2 separate regions of the Mus musculus genome follow, and region 1 is linked to region 2. Evidence: chromatin loops called from intact Hi-C (ENCODE). Cell type or tissue: heart. All regions are shown on one strand. Each heading gives the region's core, and the rest is flanking DNA. Links, peaks and the distances in the headings are about the cores only.

Region 1 (2,805 bases), core at 219-2,718, 360 kb before region 2:
GGAAGAGCAGGCCCCACTCTGATTCTGCTGTGACATATGCCCAGCACATCCGTCTGATGTTGGGGTGGGACTAGTGTTGATGTGTTGGTGTCCGTCTACCATGGTGTATACAGCCTGCTGCTTTGGGGTGCACAGGACTCTTCCAAATTCATCGCAGCCTCAGCTGCTGACGCACATACAAATGTACTGAAGAGTCCCGCTGACCTGCTCGCTCAGGGGTAGCCCAGCCAAGTGTTAAGCGTCTGTGGTGTGTGTGCTCTGTCTCCTTCCCCAGTGTGTGACCAGGGTCCTGGACCTGACGATAAGGTATGGCTGGTCCATGTTTAAAGCTCTGCTGACTCGTGTTGGAAGTCACTTCCCAACTGTCATCATAGAAGCCTCCATTTTTCTGTCTTTAAAATGGGTAGGTGATGGCTGGCTCTGGGCATGGAATGTCACAGCAAGATGAACACTGTACCAGCAATACCATGGGCCTCTGAGGCTTGCTGGAAACAAGCCAGAAGGCTACTCCTCCTCTGTCCTCGTCCCCAGGCTAGGTTTCCCAGATGAAGATCAGAGAGGTTAAGCAACTACCAAAGATCACAGAGTCTGTTGCTGAGAAGGGAGCCGTGTGTAACGGGGTCCTTAGATGATGTGGTGGAAGGTGAATGGGAGAGCCATGAAAGCAGAGACCTGGGCGGGGGGCGCTGGACAAGGACATGGGGAGGCCTGTTCAAGGTCATGCTTATCAGCTACAGTGCCAAGCTGGGTCCACCCCGACCCCCAGGTGCAGCCGGAGTCCCGTCCAGCCACAGTTCTTGGCAGTTGCTCTCAACAACAGCAGGCGTTGCCCGGATCCAGCTGGGTTGGCACACGGGCCAGCACCATCTGTCCCTTACCCTCCATCTGAGATGCCCGCCCTGAGTGAGGCCACAGGCGTATAGGAGGGCTGTGGTCGGCGTTAGATGGGAGCATTAAACTTCCTGCCAGTGACAGCCATAGGTGCTGTGGGATCCCATGAGGGACAGGGCCACCTCAGACCCAGCCCTGCCACAGCCTGCCCTGTAAAGACTTCTGCTAACACATCCAGGGTGTGGGAAGAACATGGGACATAGACATTGTAGCTTCTATCCCATACACAGCATGGGTGGGGAAACTGAGGCACATGTATCTAGAACTTCTAGAATGCCACGCAGAAAAGTTGAAACCACAAGCTGGGACCATCCACCGCATTCATTGACTCCCGACTGAAGATTCTTACAGCCCTCCCCTAAGTGCCCCGACTTGGAATATTATTTAACCGGTGGGTGACAGGTCGGATTGCTGCTGGGTGGCAGGGTGAGCTCATTTGGTTGCTTTCAACTGAGGTCATCTTAAGCTACCTATTTTCGCCTCAGTTTCCTGATCAGTAAAATGGAATCAACGAATAAATGGTCAAATGACACACTGAGAAGCCTCATGTTGGCTTTACGTTTTGGGCAATAGCCCCCAAGTCCAGTCAGTTGAGCAGCACCGAGTGCGGCCTGCAGGTGGCGCTGCGGCGTTTCTAAGAGCGCGGATTTCTACGGGGTGGTGGCCCTGCGGGTGTCCCAGAAGTAGTGCAAGGGGCATGCTTACCTAAGCCACACACCCAGGGATGCCTGCATGACGGTCCAGGGCACCTGGCTGAACCACCTTGAAGACCTGCTTTAGGCTGTTGTGCCCTGGGCCTGCCATGCCTCATCTGGGACCACATTGGGGATCTGGTGTCCTGGGCTCCAGAGGCATCAGCAGAAAACTGTGTGCTTGCTCGGAGGCCTGACAGGAGGGTACTGGCTGGCTTGCCACAGATGAGGCCCACAGGGCTGTGAGATCGCTGGCTCAAGTGGTGACTTCAAGAGGTGCACAGTGCCATCACTTCTGTGACTAGAAGTGGTGGGGGCTCCCCTGGACAGCTAGTGGCCTCGGGTAGAAGGATTCTGGATCCCCGTCCTCCTTAGACCCTTTGGTAATAAGTAATTGCTTCCTAAGGAGTACAGCATGGTGTCTGGAGGGCCAGGGAAGAACCCAGAACTGCAAGCATCTCTCAGCCTCATTGTCTCTATCTGTGCTTTGGGGTGGGAGATTATCTTGGCTTCCCCTCCCCACCCCCATTCCCCATCCCAGGACAGATGGCAAGCTCTGTCCCTGTATCGCTATCTGCCTGCACTGAGTCCAGCCTAGTCCTTCTTACCTCACAGGCAGGCTTCACACAACCCTACTAAAGGGGAGGACCCTCCCACAGCACAGGACTGCCCCGCCCTTTACAGGACTGTCCCACCCACTGCATAGTATCGCTCCACCCATTGTACAGGACTGCTCCGCCCACAGCACAGGACAAATCCCTCCCCGTACTCTGAGGAAGCCTGGACTTGCAAGGCCCACAGGCACTGGCCTGGGCTTGCAGAGTGTGCAGCCTGAGCGCACCCTAAGTGCGCAGAGGGGACACAGGCCGGGAAAAGAGCCGCGTGTGCACGCAGCATCTGGGTGTGTGCAGGGAACTGTTGGAGCACCCGGCTCTGCAGCGACGTTCCTTAATTAGATTCTGGGAACCAGACACACAAACAAAAGATATTAATATCAAGCGGCGCCGCATCAATCGCAGTTTACACAGATCAGAGAGTGGTTTGGGTGCAAAGAGGTTGTAGCGTGACAGGTTGTTACTTTACAAGTTGGGGGTGGAGGACACGTGGTAGGCCCGACTGCATCTACTCTGAGAGGAAGTTGGCTGGGGCTGAGGTTGGGGAGGAGGGTGGCATTCAAGGCTGTGCCAGGGCCTAGCTGCCACAGAGACCTGGGTAGCTCAGG
Region 2 (2,805 bases), core at 277-2,776:
GCCCACCTGCTGTCCCATAGAGCTCCAGGCCCCTGGCCACCATAGTGTGAGCTGTGTACTCAAGGCCAGCCCTGAGGTGGGATGTGTAACCTAGTCAGATGGCAATGTCCCTGTGCTGACAGAGGATGGGACAATGTCTCCCTGGTGTTCCCTCTGCTATCTGGGTCTGAGGAACCTGTCCTGAGCATTTGCCCTGAAGGCGCCTCCAGCCTCCACTGCACCCTCAGGGCTCTTTAGAACGGGACCCCTTTCACCACACCTCTGACTAGCAACCTGATCTGGTTGGGCCTCACCTTGTTCTTCCTCTCAGAGGGCCCTGTACCACCTTCTTTTGTACCAGAGAGAAGCCTGTCCCCACCCCAGTCCAAAGGACAAAGGAGCTGGGGCCCAGCCTGGTCTGGAGAGCAGTGTGGAGCCACTAGCAGAGATAAGAGTGGAGGGCCAGGCACACATGCTCGCCAACTGGAGACCAGGGCTAGGGTCAGAAGGGAAACCTCATGCCCCACCGTGGGCAGGAATAGGGCCCCAGCTGAGGCTGTGGGGGGCACAGGAAACCTGGGATCCACCAGGCCTGGCCAGGACACAGTAGCAGTATTAGCCATGTAGGTATCAAGAGTGTTTGGCCATGGTGACACCAACCAGTCTGCACCCCACAGCACAGGGTCAGCTACCACCCAACTCGCCTCAAGTCCAATCAGCCCACTCAAAATTGTCACCATGATTTTGTCCCAAGTGCCAGCCAGGCCCGAGAGGTATTCAGCCAGGACTCAAGGGCAGCAGGACACTGTCTCATGGTCCCGTCTCACACACAGCCTTTGTGAGGACTCTGCAGCAGGGGCACAGCTTCCGGTCTTGCTCGGTGTTAGATTTAAAGAATTGGAGAGACCCTGGCTCAGACCACCTGGTGGGAACTGGCTCAGCAGGACTCTGAGATGCTTCATGCCAGCAATGCATCTGGACCCAGGAGCTGACCCTAGGTCCTGAGTTCGAACCTGGGAATCAAGCCTCAAGCATTGGGTGGCAGGAGAGGACAGGGTGTGGTTCCACGCACCTGTGATCACAGAGGCAGGTGGCTCACTGAGTTCGAGCCCAGCTTGGTCTATATAATGAGTTCCAGAATAGCCAGGAATATAGAGAGGACCTGTCTCTACTCTTACCAACCCCTCCCATCCCCCACTAATATCAAGGAAGAAGGAAACTGTCCTTCGCAACAGCGGTGCTGGCACCTGGAGAAAGGAAACGCTGTGTTTTATCTCCCCCTGCTGGCAAGTGTTGGCATTGCAGCCCTTGCGAGGGTCACTTGGAGGACACTGCCTTGAGCTTTCTTCAACTTTTCCTTGAGACGGAGCCAGTTTGCATGAAACCTTAAAATCTGCTGCTCAGGAGCAGTTTCTGCCAGGGCCGGGAGAAGGGGAGGGTCTTCTGGCATTTTGTCAGGAGCCTGTGATCCCAGAGCAGGTATGTGCACACAGCTCCAGAAGGCCCTTCATTCCTTGTCTTTTTGAGGGCCATGAATCATTGCCTCTGTCTACCTGTCACTCTTGTGGCTGCTCCCTATGAAGCAAACCGTGCCCCCCATCTCTCTCTCTCTCTCTCCTCTCTCTCTCTCTCTCTCTCTCTCTCCCCATTTATCTATCTACAGACAGAATTTCATATAGTCCAGACTGGCCAAACTTGCTATGTGCTATGTTGCTGAGGCTGACCTTGAACTCCTGATCCTCCTGCCTTCATCTCTCCAGTCCTGGGATTTCAGGGATCTTCCACCATACCCAAAGTATGTGTGCTGGGGTGATATCCTGGGCTTCTTGCACGCTGGGCAAGCACTCTACTGACTAGGCTACATTCCAAGCTTGAAAGAAGAATTCTAAATTCCCCACAAGTCCATTCTGTGAACCCTAGCATTCACGGCTGCCATGCCCTCTGCCCCACCCGTGTCTATCTATTATCCTTCAGGATAACTCCAAAGTGCTCCCTCTTAAACCAGCTTGGTCCCAGGTGAGGTGCTTTGAACCACTCCTGTCTGGAATCAGGGGTCCCTTGGCCCGGTCTCTTGGCTGTGGGAGAATCATGACCTGGCAGCCGGTGCCAGGCTCTCAGTAACATTTGCTGTCTCCTTTAAGGCTCCCTGGAGCAGGACTCCTTGGAAACACTCCTCGCTGCAGATCAACTTTCCACTGGGTTTTTCGGTTTCTGTTGTGAGAACAAAATGCTGTCTGTGGGGGCGGGGTGGGAGCAGAGTGGGGTGGGGCTGTGCTGATGCAGCGCTGGCTACCAGAGATGCTTTGGGGGAGCAGTAGCTTCAAACAGGGATGTTTTAAAAGCCCTTGCTCCCACATTCCAGTCTCCCATCACCTGCATCCGACCCTCTGTGGGAGGAAATCTCCAAACCCTGCTCTCCTGCCCCAGCCCCAGCCCCAGCCCCAGCCCCAGCCCCAGCCCCAGCCCCAGCCCCAGCCCCAGCCCCATCTCTGAGAAAGAGTGAAGGCAGTTAGAGGCTAGCTGAAATAAATGAAACTATGTCTCAAAACGAGTAAATAGGCAAAACCAAATGCATTTTGGGCCAGCCTAGACTACATGAGAGCAAGGTTTAAAACAAAATACATCATTCTGTATGCTAATTGAAAGGGATTTTTAAAAAAAATCAAATCCTGTTGGTCATGATGACTGTGACCCAGCAAGGCCACTCCTGAGGGAATCAGTCTGGTGGGGGGTGGAGTGGGAGCGGGCAATCTTCACTACAAGGGATAGGGGATCCTGCTCCCAAGCATACAGGGTTGTACCTGGGGCATTGGACAGCAAGATCCA

Evidence for each region. Peaks named below come from ENCODE experiments on the same cell type or tissue, not always from the same donor. Only the 100,000 strongest peaks of a DNase experiment are listed, where the experiment ranks them.
Region 1: it touches region 2 in a loop (2.0-fold over the local background); 2 of 42 quality-filtered maps call a loop at or near these places.

The regions. Positions count from the first base shown.
Region 1 is chr5:139,686,587-139,689,391 of GRCm38, reverse strand. No RefSeq gene overlaps it. Among named protein-coding and RNA genes, the nearest start is that of Gm46926, 19 kb to the right of the region's middle. In heart, for the core only: a CTCF peak has its summit at 1,507 (motif pointing right); no DNase peak of the experiment used is centred there; H3K4me3 peaks cover 272 bases; H3K27ac peaks cover 278 bases; H3K27me3 peaks cover 2,336 bases.
Region 2 is chr5:139,330,345-139,333,149 of GRCm38, reverse strand. No RefSeq gene overlaps it. Among named protein-coding and RNA genes, the nearest start is that of Adap1, 6.3 kb to the right of the region's middle. In heart, for the core only: a CTCF peak has its summit at 1,267 (motif pointing left); a DNase peak (open chromatin) is centred at 1,229; H3K27ac peaks cover 684 bases; H3K27me3 peaks cover 1,054 bases.